Regions from separate parts of the Homo sapiens genome. Here region 1 is linked to region 2. The links are chromatin loops, found by intact Hi-C in ENCODE. Cell type or tissue: dorsolateral prefrontal cortex. All regions are shown on one strand. Each heading gives the region's core, and the rest is flanking DNA. Links, peaks and the distances in the headings are about the cores only. Region 1 has its middle 71 kb from the start of RHOU. Region 2 has its middle 21 kb from the start of TMEM78.

Evidence for each region. A loop is a pair of places that touch in the nucleus more often than their neighbours do. Peaks named below come from ENCODE experiments on the same cell type or tissue, not always from the same donor. Only the 100,000 strongest peaks of a DNase experiment are listed, where the experiment ranks them.
Region 1: it touches region 2 in a loop (19-fold over the local background); 59 of 110 quality-filtered maps call a loop at or near these places.

The regions. Positions count from the first base shown.
Region 1 is chr1:228,660,507-228,668,839 of GRCh38, forward strand. It overlaps a transcript of RHOU not described here. Among named protein-coding and RNA genes, the nearest start is that of RHOU, 71 kb to the right of the region's middle. In dorsolateral prefrontal cortex, for the core only: CTCF peaks have their summits at 4,078 (motif pointing right) and 4,282; a DNase peak (open chromatin) is centred at 4,095.
Region 2 is chr1:229,224,333-229,232,665 of GRCh38, forward strand. No RefSeq gene overlaps it. Among named protein-coding and RNA genes, the nearest start is that of TMEM78, 21 kb to the right of the region's middle. RefSeq lists enhancers at 558-1,131, 3,722-4,447. In dorsolateral prefrontal cortex, for the core only: CTCF peaks have their summits at 3,319 (motif pointing left), 3,518, 5,436 and 7,534; DNase peaks (open chromatin) are centred at 3,329, 5,559, 7,264 and 7,589; H3K4me3 peaks cover 1,592 bases; H3K27ac peaks cover 7,915 bases.

The sequences.
Region 1 (8,333 bases), core at 64-8,063, 560 kb before region 2:
AAAGATTTTACAAGAAAAAACTGTAGAATAATATCCCATATGAAGATTGATGTATAAAAATCCTCACCATACCCTAGGACTGTGAGGTGAAATTCATCATAGAAAAGGAAAGCCAAGCAGAAGCCTAAAACTATACCCCTAGTCTGCCTGGGTGCGGTGGCTCACACCTGTAATCCTAGCATTTTAGGAGGCCGAGGTGGGTGGATTACCTGAGGTTGGGAGTTTGAGACCAACCTAACCAACATGGAGAAACCCCATCTCTACTAAAAATACAAAATTAGCCAGGTGTGGTGGTGCATGCCTGTAATCCCAGCTAGTCAGGAGGCTGAGGCAGGAGAATTGCTTGAACCCAGGAGGCAGAGGTTGCGGTGAGCTGATATTGCACCATTGTACTCCAGCCTGGGCAACAAGAGCGAAACTCTGTCTCAAAAAAAAAAAAAAAAAAAATCTCCTTAAGCTGATAAGCAACTTCAGCAAAGTTTCAGGATACAAAATCAATGTGCAAAAAATCACAAGCATTCCTATACACCAATAACAGACAAACAGAGAGCCAAATCATGAGTGAACTCCCATTCACAGTTGCTACAAAGAGAATAAAATACCTAGGAATCCAACTTACAAGGGATGTGAAGGACCTCTTCAAGGAGAACTACAAACTACTGCTCAACAAAATAAAGGAGGAGACAAACAAATGGAAGAACATTCCATGCTCATGGATAGGAAGCATCAATATCATGAAAATGGCCGTACTGCCCAAGGTAATTTATAGATTCAATGCCATCCCCATCAAGCTACCAATGATTTAACAGAATTGGAAAAAACTACTTTAAAGTTCATGGAACCAAAAAAGAGCCCTCATTGCCAAGACAATCTTAAGCAAAAAGAACAAAGCTGGAGGCATCACGCTACCTGACTTCAAACTATACTACAAGGCTACAGTAACCAAACAGCATGGTACTGGTCCCAAAACAGAGATATAGACCAATGGAACAGAACAGAGCCCTCAGAAATAACACCACACACCTACAACCATCTGATCTTTGACAAACCTGGCAAAAACAATAACTGGGAAAAGGATTCCCTATTTAATAAATGGTGCTGGGAAAACTGGCTAGCCATATGTAGAAAGCTGAAACTGGATCACTTCCTTACACCTTATACAAAAATTAATTCAAGATGGATTCAAGACTTAAACATTAGGCCTAAAACCATAAAAACCCTAGAAGAAAACCTAGGCAATACCATTCAGGACATAGGCATGGGCAAGGACGTCATGACTGAAACACCAAAAGCAATGGCAACAAAAGCCAAAATTGACAAATGGGGTCTAAATAAATTAAAGAGCTTCTGCACAGCCAAAGAAACTACCATCAGAGTGAACAGGTAATCTACAGAATGGGAGAAAATTTTTGCAATCTACCCATCTGACAAAGGACTAATATCCAGAATCTACAGAGAACTTAAACAAATTTACAAGAAAAAAACAAACAAACCCATCAAAAAGTGGACAAAGTATATGAACAGACACTTCTCAAAAGAAGACATTTATGCAGCCAAAAGACACATGAAAAAATGCTCATCATCACTGGTCATCAGAGAAATGCAAATCAAAACCACAATGAGATATCATCTCACACCAGTTAGAATGGTGATCATTAAAAAGTCATGAAACAACAGGTGCTGGAGAGGATGTGGAGAAATAGGAACACTTTTACACTGTTGGTGGGAGTGTAAACTAGCTCAACCATTGTGGAAGACAGTGTGGCGATTCCTCAAGGATCTAGAACTAGAAATACCATTTGACCCAGCGATCCCATTACTGGGTATATACCCAAAGGATTATAAATCATGCTACTATTAAGACAAATGCACGCGAGTGTTTATTTGCAGCACTATTCACAATAGCAAAGACTTGGAACCAACCCAAATGTCCATCAATGATAGACTGGGTTAAGAAAATGTGGCACATATACACCATGGAATACTATGCTGCCACAAAAAAGGATGAGTTCATGTCTTTTGCAGGGACATGGATGAAGCTGTAAACCATCATTCTGAGCAAACTATCACGAGGACAGAAAACCAAACACTGCATGTTCTCACTCATAGGTGGGAACTGAACAATGAGAACAGTTGGACACAGGGCAGGGAACACCACACACTGGGTCCTGTTGTAGGGTGGGGGGCTGGGGGAGGGATAGCATTAGGAGAAATACCTAATGTAAATGACGAGCTAATGGATGCAGCAAACCAACATGGCACATGTATACCTATATAACCAATCTGCATGTTCTGCACATTAAAAAAACTATATCCCTAGTCAAGAGAGAACAAGACAAAATGCTGCATCAAGGGGAATGGCAGAGATAAGTGACACCCTCAAGGGTCTAAAGAATGCAGCAATAGTGTCCCCATGATATTTCTGTTTAAATCACCATTCTGTCCCCTCGGGATCTGGCTGCTCTTGGTGGATGACTCTAGACCAGAGGTCCACAACTACAGATTCTGTGCCCAAATTGTCAGCTGCCTGTTTTTGTATATGGTTTTAACTTTTGTGAACAATTGAGAAAAATAAAAAGAATGATATTTTGTAGTATTTGAAAATTATGTGAAATTCAAATTTCAACAGTTATGAATAAAGTTTTATGACAGCGCAGTTGCACTCATTCATTTATGTATCTTACGGCTGCTTTTGTGATTCAAAGATCAGAGTTGAATAGTCTGGACAGAGACCTTGTGTGGTGTTCTCATTATTTCCCCTTGCTTTAGACACATCACAAACCACAGTGAGGCAACTAGCACACTACAGTGTTTCAAGTGCTATACTTTTTGCCATGCTATGACTTTTCATTTATTTATTTTATCACACTGTAACTGTAACAAGAGAATACAATGTGTGTGCAAATTACCAGACTAGGCACTTATCACAATATTCTCAACTCATAGGAAAGCAATAATAAGGAAAATCGGAAAAGTTAAGCATATTCTTACTATTGAGTTTAAGAAGAAAAAAGAAAAGTTAAAAAAAATTAAGCAGCAATATCTCAACACATAGCTGACATTATTTTTCTTTATTTTTATTTTTCTTTTCTGTTTTTCTTTTCTTTTCTTTTCTTTTCTTTTTTTTTTTTTTTTTTTTTTTTTGAGACGGAATTTCACTCTGTCCCCCAGGCTGGGGTGCAGTGGCATGATCTCAACTCACTGCAACCTCCGCCTCCCGAGATCAAGCGATTCTCCTGCCTCAGCCTCCCACGTAGCTGGGATTACGCGCGCGCGACACCATACCTGGCTAATTTTTGTATTTTTAGTAGAGACGGGGCTTCACCATGTTGGCCAGGCTGGTCCCGAACTCCTGACCTCAAGTGATCCACCCGCCTTGGCCTCTCAAAGTGCTGGGATTACAGGCGCGAGCCGCCACGCCCGGCCAACATAGCTGGATTTCTTTTTCTTCTCCCCTCCCCTCCCCTCCCCTTCCCTCCCCTCCCCTCCCCTCCCCTCCTCTCCCCTCTCCTTTTTTTCTCTTCCCTTCTCTTCTTTTCTTATCTTCTGTCGCCCAGGCTGGAGAGCAGTGGCACTATCACGGCTCACTGCAGTCTTGACCTCTCGGGCTCGCGTGATCTCCCACTTCAGCCTACCGAGTAGCTGGGACTACAGATGTGTGCCACCAGGCTCGGCTAATTTTTTGTAGTTTTTGTAGAGGCGAGGTTTCTCCATATTTCCCAGGCTGGTCTCGAACTCCTGGGCATCGGCCCTCCTCGGCCTCCCAAAGTGTTGGGATTACAGGTGTGAGCCGCTGCGCTCGGCCTGGATTTCTTCATAAAGATAAAATTGGAAATAAAATTGCAGCCCAAGTAAGCTTCCAAGTGGCTCATTTGTTCCTCAAATGAGGAAAGCCATTTGCGGATAGCGAATCAACAAATCATGTTTGTACTCATTTTCTCAGAAACGTATTCTGAGAAAATAATCTTTATGAAGAATGTTAACCTTTTTGCTAGGTGGGGTGGGACTTTGGGAAAAAACCCAACAGTTTATTAAAACAAACAAAGCAAGAAACCAAATTGTCCGGCAGAGGGCAGCATTACCCCACAGAGCCAAAACCTTTGCCAGGAGGAACCCGTGTTCATTGCCAAGATTGATTGATTTTGAGACAGAGGTTTGTCCTTGTTGCCCAGGCTGGAGTGCAATGGCGCAATCTCAGCTCATTGCAACCTCCGTCTCCCAGGTTCAAGCAATTCTTCTGCTTCAGCCTCCCGAGTAGCTGGGTTTACAGGCGCCTGCCACCATGACCGGCTAATTTTTTGTATTTTGGTAGAGATGGGGTTTCACCATGTTGGCCATTTTGGTCTCGAAATCCTGACCTCAGGTGATCCACCGACCTCAGGTGATCCATCCGCCTCGGCCTCCCAAAGTGCTGGGATTACAGGTGTGAGCCACCGTGCCCGGCTTGCCAAGCTTTATTAACTAACATTTGTGGTGCCAGGCTGTTATGGTGATTTCTTCCTATTAGCTTATTTAATCTTCATGAAAACCCTTCAAGATAGGTACTATTTTATTTTCATTTTACAAATAAGAAAACTGAAACTCAGAATGGCTAAGTGACTTTTACCTGGTTCACATATCAATTAAGGTCAAGCCTTTGGCTCCAGGACCTATGTTTTTATTGAAGTAAATGATTATAAAGTGCCTGCTATGCACTAGGCATGGTCTAAGCACTTCACATGCTTTAATTACTTTAATCTTTATGATAACCCCAAGATTTAGGTACTATTATTACCATTTCCATTGTACCGATAAAGAAACCAAGATAAAGAGGTGAAGGTGATCCTACCTTCCCAAGGGAACTCCCACTGTCAGGCTTGAGTCCACAGGAGAGGCTCTAGCTGCTCTACGTGGCAGCACTAGGGTGAAGGCAGTGAGGCTCCTACTGCTCTGGTTCTGGCTGGGTCACACATGTCGGGGATGGGTTGCCAGCTCCCTCAATAAACCCCTACCTAGTCTTCTGAGTGACTCAAATCAGGTATCTTTGGTAGAGTGGAGTGGGGAACAGTAATATATCTTTGAGTGGAGTGGGGACAGTAATATATCTTTGAGTAGAGTGGGATGGGGAACACTAATATGAGTCCCAGAGTCCCAGGATTGAGAACCTGCAGTTCTGATGTCAGAGAGCAGAAGTTGGATGTCCTAGCTCCAGAATAAAGAGCAAATTTGTCCTTCCCCTGTCTTTTTGTTCTGTTGAGACCTTCAAGGAATTGGAAGAATAATGCCTATCCACATTGGTGAGGACAGATCATTTTGACTCAGTCTAGTGGTTCAAATAGTAATACCTTCTACCCTGGGAGAAAGCAGTCCCTCCAGGGTCAGCAAGGCCCCAAGATGTCAAAGCATCAAAAATACAGAATAAAAAGGTCATAATTAACACAAGATGGACAAAAGCCTTCTTCACCCCAGCATCTAGAAGTGTTCTTTTTTTTTTGACAGAACCTTGCTCTCACCAAGGCTGGAGTGCAGTGGTGTGATCTCGGCTCACTGCAACCTCTGCCTCCCGGGTTCAAGTGATCCCCCCACCTGAGCCTCCCAAGTAGCTAGGATTGCAGGCGTGCACCACCATGCCTGGCTAATTTTTTTGTATTTTTAGTAGAAACAGGGTTTCACCATGTTGGCCAGTCTGGTATCGAACTCCTGACTTCAAGTGATCCATCCACCTTAGCCTTTCCAAGTGCTAGGATTACAGGTGTGAGCCACCGTGCCTGGTCTAAGAGCATTCTTTGTTAAAAATTTATTTTATTTTTTCCTAATTGACAAATAGTTGTTGTACATAGTCATGAGGTACCTAGTGATGTTTTGATACAAATAATATCTGGTGATCAGATCATGGTAATCAGTGTATTCATCATTTCAAAGGTTTATCATTTCTTTGTGTTGGGAACATTCAATATCCTCTTTCTCACTGTTTGAAACTATATAATATATTATTGTTAACTATAGTCATCCTACAGTGATATAGAACACTAGAACTAATTCCCCTTACCTATCTGTTTTTTTGTATCCTTTAACAAATCTCTCCCTATCCCTCCCTTCCTATCCTTCCTAGCCTCCAGTGTAAGAGTATTCTTGCTCAGGGTGGTGTGGCAGCCCCTGTTTGGAAGCCAGCAGGGAATGTGCACCCCTGTGACTGAAGACTTGAAAGTCCCCATTCCACAAGACTCAGGCTACTTGGGTACTAAGTAGGACTAAAACCAGAGAAAAAGTAGGCTGGAGCAAAATTTATTGTGCTTTTGGATAAATATCCAGCATTTCCTGTAAAATGTTACAGCAATTCCCTCATGGAATGTAACGAGACTAGAAAAGCCCTCCCAGAGATTTCCCCACCTAGTTTTGTGGAATGTAACTCAGGTGGCTGACCCAGGGTCTGAGATTTGCATAGTGACTTTTAGCGCAAAACATTACCTTTCTTGTGCCTCATCTAGCAAGGCAATTTAGCCTCACTTGTCTGTTATTATTATTATTTTTTAACTATCGAAAGCTCTCTAACAGAAGGAAATCTGAGCTGGCTCTGTTGGAAATAGCTTTCCTTGTAGTCAGGGTGAAATAAACTTCTGTCATGAGCTTGCTATCAGTTCACCTGAGAGATATGTTTTAACACCTAAATAGGTTCATTTAACCAACAAGGAAGTGCTTCTTCTTTTCTGGACACTGCTCCAGTGCTGGGATTCAGAGACTGACCCCATCCTTGGAGCAAGTGGTTAAATAACAGAAGACATAAAAATAAATCAATAATCACAAAACATGTTACAGATGTTTAAAGAACAGTGGAAGCCCAGAGGGAGGGATCAGTAACTGCCTGGTGGCATCCAGGAAGAGCTCAAGGAACTAACATGTTGACAGAGTTTTGAAAGGCAAACTTAGACACGAGGAGGCAGATGCTGGAGGGGAAAAGGTGCAGAGGCATTGAATCTTAAACACACTTGCATCCACGCCAGAAGCAGTCGGGGATGTAGGATGCTGGGAACTTCACAGTTGCTTGGCCTGTGGGAGCCCCTCTCTCACCTTGTTCTTCTAGTTTCTGACTCCAGGCCTCTCTCTGGCCTGTATCTCCATTTATCCCTCCATGTTGGACTTGATTCTGGGAAATCGACCCATGTTTTCAATGACTACATTTGATGTTACCTTTGATCAATACTATTTTTAAATAAAGCAATAAAGTGATAAATACAGCCATATCTCTGGTTAAGAACTTATGAAAAGTTACTGGAGTAGAACTAGAGTCATACTTGACTCACCAAGATTTTTTTATTGTATTATTTAAAAATGATACAATAAAAACCATAATTGTGATATTGTCATATAATAAAAAATAAAGGTTTGGTCTTTGGTCCAGGTTCCTGGCACAGAGCTTCTAAAACTGGTGGAATTTCCTGAGTGATAGTCTTTTGTTATTTATAGTAAGCCTCTTCAACTGTACATGAGTTTATGCTGATGAGATAACTCCTGGTGGTTGCCAAGATAGCTTTAGGATGGGACCTGGTTGCCAGAGTGATTAGAGGGTTACTCACCAATGGCCGATGATTTAATCAATCATACCTATGTAATGGAAGCTCCATAAGACCCCAAAGCAATGGGGTTGAACAGCTTCCAGGTTAGTGGACGCATCCACTTGCTGGGAGGATGCCACACCCCAGCTCCACTGGGACAGAAGCATCTGTGCTTGAGCATCTTCTGGACCTTGCTGTATATACCTTTGCACATGGCTGTTCATGTGTATCCTTTGTAATGGACTGGTAAATGTAAGTAAAATGCTGAGTTCTGTGTGCTCTTCTAGCAAATATCCAACCTAAAAAGAGGGTTGTGGAAATCCCCAATTTATAGCCAGTTGATGAGAAGGATGGATGGCCCCAAATTGCGATTGGCATGTGAAGTGGGGGCTGTCTTGTGGGACCAAGCCTTTAACCTGTGAGTTTCAAGCTAACTCTTGGTAGATAGTGCCAGAGTTCAATTGTAGAACACTTAGCTGGTGTCGGAGAAATGGTCGGTGAGGGCAAACCACCACACACATTTGGCATCAGAAGTGTTCTGTGGGCAGAAACAGATCATAGTAGCAATAACACAGTGCTAAGATGTCATTAGTTGTGAGACACATCCTGATTTCACAGGCACTAAATTATAAAAAGAGCTTTGTCTTAGAATCGATAAAATACACCATCTCGACAGCTGTGTCTGGCTGCTCGCCCAGCCCTGCTACCACCTGCAGGCCTCTAGGTTGCTCATTTCTGATCTAACTTTGACCTCCCTGCTGTCCTTTCAGGCCTACCTGGAAGGCTTGAGCCAGCAGACTA
Region 2 (8,333 bases), core at 117-8,116:
TTTGTATGTATGTATTTGTATGTTTTGTGTATATGTTGTATGTGTCTTTGTGCATATGCGTGTTTGTGTATATTTGTGTGCATGCTTGTATTGTGTTTGTGTATGTTTGTCTGTGTAGTATGTGTTTGTGTGTGTTTGAGTATATGAGTGTGTTTATGTTTATATGTGTGTTTGAGTGTGTGTGAGATTCTGTGTGTGTGTGTGTGTGTGCTGCAACAGCAGCCGGGGAAAGGGTTAGGATGCATGGAATGGTGAAGGTGCTGGCCAGCCTTCCACTGCACATGCTATTTAATAAGCATATCTGACTCATCCACCACTTGGCTTGTTGGGTGGTAGAGGAGAGTGGAGGTCATTAGGAGAGGAAAGTATATTAGAAATGAGTGTTTTCCTTTCCAATCTAGCCCTATCCTGTTTCTAGATACCTCTAAGTTATTAAAGCAGGTTCCCTTTAGAGATCTGTTTCCTATTCTATAAGTAGAATTTATGTATTTGTTCAACAAGCATTGCCTGAGCACCTTCAGCTGGGACAGACAGCACAAAACTGTTTCATTTTCTCCCAGAAACTCCCTATTGGTTGGCGTCTAGGATCCTGTCTGAGATGTTCATGAACATACATTACCAACTTGGATGCTGGGGAAGAACGGAGTTTGGTCCATGCCCAAGAGCCATGCCAAAGAACCAGAAGCCCTACTCCCAATCTGAACACGCCTGTGCTTTGGGCTCAGATAAACTGACATCGCTCTAACTCCCAATCAAAGCCAGGGTTGGGGCCCCATGGAATAGCAGGGGCGGTGGGTGCAGAGCAGTGGAGCGAGCATCTGATGGGGCAGGGTGCGCACCTCGCCAAAGCTGGGTGTGGCTTTGTCACCCACCATTCTAGGTTAGGCTTGACGTTTCATGGACAATTCACAGCAATGGGGGCTCGCTCTGTAAGATGCAGTGCAGGGTTAAGGGGTGCGGATTGATCCCAAAAGAGAACAGAGCTGGTCTTGATAGAGGTTGGACCGCCTTAGAGCACAGGATGCTGGCACTGAAAAGCAGTGACAGGGCTGGGGTGCAGTTCAGGGCAGCTGGGCCCGGCCAGCAGCAGCTCATGGCTGGCGTCCTCAGCAGCCTCTGATCCCAGTGATGGCGTGACCAGGTCTCCCCTAGGAAATGGGTTCTTTTGAACTTTTCAGAGGTATGAAGGAAAGCCTCCCTTTTTATGAGTTCTGCTGCAGGCAGAGGAAGTGGCTGTGTGCAGAGGAGAGCAATTAGAGGCAAAGGTCGGCAAACTGCTCACCAGGCAGGGCATGCTGCAGCCTGTCGGGGATGGATGGGGTGTGGGCCAAGGCTCTAGTGCCCTCCTGCTGTGGGATCTGGGTGCGGGGAGGAGCTCCTGGACAAAGGCAGGAAGCCACTTCAAGGTATCCCCATTTGGGATGAATCCACTTTGACCCCACTTGCCACAGTACTCTGGAAGACAGTGGCTTGGTCCAGCTCCCCATTCATCCAGTGTTGTTAGGAATGTCTAAGCAGGCCAGGCACGGTGGCTGACGCCTATAATCCCAGCACTTTGGGAGGTCAAGGTGGGCAGATCACCTGAGGTCAGGAGTTCGAGACCAGCCTGACCAACATGGAGAAACCCCAACTCTACTAAAAATACAAAAAATTAGCCAGGCATGGTGGCACATGCCTGTAATCCCAGCTACTCGGGAGGCTGAGGCAGGAGAATTGCTTGAACCCGGGAGGCAGAGGTTGCGGTGAGCTGAGATGACGCCATTGCACTCCAGTCTGGGCAACCAGAGCAAAACTCTGCACCAAAAAAAAAAAAAGAAAAAAGAAAAGAAAAAGAAAAGAAAAGAAAGAAACTTCTAAGTAGCCCATATCTAATCTGGTGGTGGGAGATAGTTAGTTCTTTTTTTCCCCAGCAATTCTGCGTCCCAAAGTGCCCTATCACATCCTAGAGCCACACAGCTCTCCTGCGGGGATCTAGACCAAGATTAACACATGACGTGCTGCATCCCACAAGGTGGACACCCCTTCCAGTGTGCCCAGGATTGAGTGGCTTCCTGGGATGCAGGACTTTCAGGGCTAAAGCCAGAACAAACTGGTCCCCTACCCACATGACCCTTATCCCTCCAGAAAGAGACCCAGGCCTTCAAAGGAAACAAACTAAGCTACCCCTGTGGACAGAAGGCACCTAGACCAGCCCCCCAGTTGGAAGACAGACCCAGCATCATTTGAAGATTAGAGGTGTGGAACCTTCCAGACTAGTCCCCAACCAAACCACTGGTGCCAATCCAGGCCTGAATGGTCCCCTAAGCCAGGCTGAGCCGAGCCTGGGCACTGAGCTGTACCCTCCTCTGAGCCAGCTGAGGTTGTGTCCCCATCCCACCCACCCACCCTCTCTGGGATCCCAGGTCCCTAGAGCAACTCTTGTCACATCTGACCAGGTAGGTGCCTGGGTATGGTGAGGATGCACACCATCCAGGGTGATGCCCACATGGCACTGCCAGTTCTGTGCATCGGGCTATGAAGAACACTCTCGTGGGGTTTATTTTTGCTGACATCTCTTAGCCCTGGTAGGGTGGAGTGGGGTTGGGGATGGGTGCAGTGTGAGCAAATTGTGGCTAATTTTGCTTCTGCTGACCAAGAGACTAGATGAGGTTTATAGAATGCACGTAAAAAGCTGAGGGAAGTGGAATGGGGTTTCCACTGGCCTTCTTTTCACCCTGTGGGTGGCTCAGCCTCCCCTCTGTATATCCCAGCCCTATGCCTACAGAGGCTCCCTTGTACCCACAGGCGTTGGTCTCAGGCCTGGATACAGGGAAATGAAGAGCATGGAGAAAAAGTGAGCAGGAAGGGAGAAGAAAAGGAGGTGGATGGGTAAGGAGAGAAAAGACAGGGCCCCAAACTTGCCTCAGTGCCCTGAGTAAAGATGCTTACCAATTCCTAAATACCGCAGTGGCTAAGAGCTCTACATCTATCAGCCACATGCTGACTCCTCCAACAACTCTAGAAGCCAGGCTGGCTTCTGTCCCATTTTTACATAAAAAGAAACTGCCTCAGAGAAGCTGAGCAATTTACCCACAGTAACACAGCAGTCAGTCTCATCACAGGGAGGCGTGACTGCAAAGCTCTCAGCAGCGATAATATACAGCTTTCTGTCTTTTAAACTTCTATTTGTAGAAGTACACGGTGAATCTCCATGCCAAGGAAGCTTTCTATCATCCTAACTGAAAGACCTACAGGCACCGAACTCATTAACAGAAGTACCTGGGGAGTCAGAACCCCTCGCCTGAGTGCTGGGAACGGCTGATGCGCGCCCCCTGCCGGCTGTTCCGAAAACAATCAAATAACGTGAGGCTGGCAGCCTGGACCGGGATGCTTCACAAAGAAACGAGAAAACGGCAGCCATGCTGAGACTGTTCTGGATTTGGAATATGCAATTCTGGAGACAAGAGAGAAAAGAGAGGAGTAATTCAAAACGGCTAGTTCCCTAGAGGAATGTTTGAGAGAGTGGTTGTAAAATGCAAATGGCCTTTCAGCTTGAAAATTTGCAGTGGCAGGTAGATTCACACAACCTGAATTCAGAATACAAAGAAAAGGCAAGAAATGAGATGTAATCCTTGACTAAAAATAAAAACAATCACAAAAGCCATACATAGATATATAGAAAATGTTGACAAAAACAATATTTGAGTGCTTACTATGAGCCAAGTACCATTCTAAGAGCTTTGCCTTTATTATCTCATCTAAGCTTCATAGCAATTCTATGAAATAATACTGATTTATCAGATGTGGAAAATAGGGCATACAGATGTAAAGCAACTTGTATAAGGCCAAACAGCTAGAAAGTAGCAGTACTTTACAGGGATAGATACAGTAAACAAAAGGCAGGTGGAAGAGGGATTACAGGTTGCTCTTATCCAGAGTGGTTGCAGCCAGGTGCAGTAGCATGTGCCTGTAACCCCAGCTACTTGAGAGGCTGAGACAGGAGGACCTTTTGAGCTCAGGAGTTTGAATCCAGCCTGGGCAATATAGCTAGACGCCCTCCCCCTTCCCACCCCCCCGCCGCCGCCATATCTAAAAAATAAAAAATGTCAGGCGTGGTGGCTCACACCTGTAATCCCTACACTTTGGAAGGCCGAGACTGGAGAATTACTTGAGCCCAAGAATTCAAGACCAGCCTGGGCAACATAGCAAGACCTCTCCCCACCCCTATATGTACAAAAAAATTTTTAAAAATTAGCCAGGCATGGTGGTGCTCCTGTAGCCCCAGCTTCAGGAGACTGAGGGGGGAGAATCACTTGAGACCAGGAGGTTGAGGCTGCAGTGATCACGCCACTGCATTCAGCCTTGGTGACAGAGTGAGACCCTGTCTCAAAAATAAATAAATAAATAAATAAATAAATAAATAAATAAAAATGCTTGAGACCAGAAATGTTTCCAATTCGGGAATTTTTTGGAATATATAAGATATATTCCAAAGTCAACATTTTTAAAAAGATATATAATGAGGTATCTTGAAGATGAACCCCAAATCTTAAGACAAAATTCATTTATGTTTTATATATAAACCCTTATAAACACAGCTTCCAAGTAATTTTATGCAATATTTTTAATAATGTTGTGCATGACAAAGTCTTGAATGTGTTTTGACTGTGATCTGTCACGTGAAGTTAAGTGTGGAATTTTCTACTTGTGGCATCATATTGCTGCTCAAAAAGCTTTGGATTTTAAAGCATTTTTGATTTTGGATTTTCGGATTAGGGATACTCCACCTGCCTAGACTGCGGGAACAAATATGCCGGCTTCCCACGCGTGGGAAGTGATAGTGTTTTCCAGGAGTGATGAGGTATTTGAGCTGCCTGTTGCTCCTTCCTTATTCCCATTCCCCTTGTAACCAAAACAAACAAACAAACCAGCTAGGCATGTGTAAGCCCGAAGGCTAAGGTTGCTCATGTCTGGCCACAGTAAAGAAGAAGCCCAACCAGCTCCCCCTCCCAGAACTGGAATTTCTGTCCCCTGTACCATGAAAACATCTCACCTCCTGAGCTGAGTAGCCACAGAGACAAAGAGGGTAAGGAAGGGAAAGAACCTTAGGCTTGGGGCTGTTTCCTATACCTGTGGTTTTTAAAAGGAATCTGGCATTCCTAGGCAGACAAGAATGCAAACTGGCCAAGGTACAGAGACACCTGAATCCTGTTCCTCAGACCCAGAGAGACGCTGGGAGGTCATATTTCCTGCTTTGTTTTCTGCTGTAAGATTCCGCTGTAACTCCTTGCCTAACAGAAGTGGGTGAGTGAAGGCAGCAACGTTTCCTACAGCGGACCTCCGTGTGACTCCAGCTCCTCCCTAAAACATAAAGCCTGCTAGAGCATGGGGCTGAAGAGAGTGAAGAGAAATCACTGCGTGGCTTTGGGTGTCAGTGGCAGGTGTTCTTACTGTATAGAGGGGAGCTGAAGACTCCCTGGACGCAAGTCTCCACCCCAGTTAGAGGGAGGAGTTGGTAAACTGGGGGAGGCGGCAGAGAAAAAGTTTCAACCTCAACACTGAAAAACAGCCTGGGGATCTTGGCAGGGTTTTAGCCCTCACATCTGCCTTCGAATGAGGGACTTCCAGCTGACCTCTGACAGTGTCCTCCAGTATTATGCAAGGGCAGAGTTAAGCTTTTGGCAGCAGGCAGGAGCACAGAAGTGCCAGGGACATTCTGTTAACAAAGCACAAAGGGTAGAAGGAAGGAACAAGCCATTCTTGTCCACTGTGCAGACTGAGCTCCATTGTGTTGATCCAACATGACAGAATTTGTTTCATTAAAGACTCCCTCCTCACCACCACTGTCAAAGCCAAATCCCTCCAAAAGCCAGAACCCAAGCCCCAATGTGCTGCAAGGATTCTGCAGCTCTGCAGTCAGTGGGTGAAGCCCAAAGCTCCAGCGAAAACCCAACTGCCCAGATCTGCAAGCTGTGGGGAGGGCAGGCCATTTGGCCGTAACCCACCCACTCAAGGGATCGCTCCTTTCCACTTGTCTGGGCAGAGTGGGAAGGAGAGCCTCCAGAAACCGGCGGGGAGGAAGTTTGCTGGGGCTCCACTGTGTCACTGATTTATGGAAGCCTTTCAGGGCCAGAATGACACCATCCGCCTACCTCCTGCTAATTCATATTCTCAGAGCTTTAAATCATGGTGACAGCCCCACCAGGCGCTCTGATCAGTTGAGGGCTTCCAGGGCCCTGCGGGCCAGAGCACCCCACAGCCGCACTGCAGGTTACACCCCCACCTGCCCCAAATACATCCCAACTCCTGCTGCTCTCGGGCCCTCTGCTCAATCCGATAATCCACGGAGAAATGACCTTCCTTTCACTGATGTAGAAGCTCTCTCAACTGAAAAAATTGCAGAAGTTAGAAAAAAATAATTGACATTATGACTCACCCCTACCTCCTACTATTGCTAAGCTTCGAAGTAAACACCTGCTACTGTAAACTGAATAAATGCTAAATCACTAAGATCTTTTGTTAAACAAATTCTGCCACACCACTGCTGTCTTGCTGGGCTGGAGGAATTTTCTGATCGCCCAAAGCATCTTGAGTGCTGTTATTTCCAACCTACCTTTAAATGTGAGACCAAACCTTTGAAGTATACTGCCTCTTGCAAAAAAATAAAAATAAAAACCACACACACTAAAAAGCCTGATTATTTCTGAGGAACACCACAGTAGTTCACTCTCTGTGTGGTAGCTATAGTCAAAAGCACAAAAAACAGAGCAGGTAGAAGCAGAAATTAGGCGGGAAATAAAGACCAAGCTGGCGAGAAATTGGAGAAAGGCTTTCCAAAGCAATGTGACAAGGAAAAGGGAAACTTGAGAAAGATATTTTTCTCTGAGATCAGAGCTGTGCTCCACAGCCAAAGTTAAGGTGAGCCCTGCAATTGTCAGCCAGTAAGCATCTATTATGCTCCCAGTACACACCTGGCCTTGTATTTGGAATTAGAGGTCACCTCCGAGTTTACCTAAGCTCTTCTAGAAAAACAGATCCACCATTATACATTTAAATTATCCAGTCTGCTATGTGGCTTTTCCTGTCCTGCTTCTTGTGACGTAAGGGATTCTGTCTTTGAAACAAGGGGGCCAGAGATGTACTGTGATCCATAAATTCAACTCGGGATCAAACAAGATACTCAGGACCCTGGGATCTTGGCCAGGACGTGCCCTAACTTGCTTCATGTACAATGGGCTGTCATGTCACTGTTCTCTCAAAAACTCCAGACGGGAAGTAAGGGTTGTGACTAATTTCAAAGGGCACAGCGGGGAGCCACACTGCCTGGAAAGCAGGCTGCAGGCATTGCCTCCCGGGGAGTTTGATTCTGAGTTTTATTCTAACATGATCAAAGCAGTAGTTGGGGTGGGGAGCATTCTGAAAAGGAGGCATCAGATTAGGACTATCTGAATTTAAATTCTATTTCTACTTGGGAAAATATGCATTTAAATCATTGACAGCTTCAAAATTCTAATGATTCTGTGAACTATTGGAATTAGTAAGAGACTCATCAAACCAAGAGTAATTAAATGACCAGCTGTGGGCAGTGTGGGACTTCAGACAAAGCAGAGAGAGGTCTGTGTGAGGAGGCACAAGCTTGGCCCTCTGTGGGGCGGGGTGGGTGGTGATTTTGGTCAGGAAAATACACCAGCAGCAAAGGCACCACTGCCAGTCCACACGTGGGCTCTTAGTCTTGAGCCCCTCCACATTGATTTCTTTCCCTTACTGTACCTATGTTAAGGCACGGAAGTTTTCACCATGGGCATGTTTAGGTGAAGCCCGCTGTCCACAATGACCTGGGCAGGTGGGAGGCTCTCCAGGGACCCTTCTCTATTTGCCTAGGCATTTGGCTCTCTCCTGCCTCTATCACAGGTAGACCGGCCTCTTAGACTAAGCCACTGGACAGCTTGGGGAAAATGGGGCCTCTCTGATGGCTTTTTTCTTTAGGATAAGTTTCAAGTGCTCTAACAGAGACTCACAAGAATCGTGGCTTAAACAAGATAGATGTCTATTGCTCTGTCTCCCAGTCGTCCAGGCAAATAGTAAGTCAAGGCTGGAATGGCAGCTGCACAGGATCTAAGACCCTGGTTCCTCTTTTCCAGTTGCTCTGCCATCTCTACGGTGCTGCCCTTGTTGGCATTCTCCAAACTGGCTTCCCCGTCCCCACAATGTTCTAGGCAACAGGATGGAGGATGGGATAGAAAAAGATCACACCCCTTCCTGTTAAGGATATGATCTAGAAGTTACATCCAATGATTTCACTCACAGTCTTTTGGCCAGAACTGAGTGTGTTACCACACCCAGAGACAGGGGCA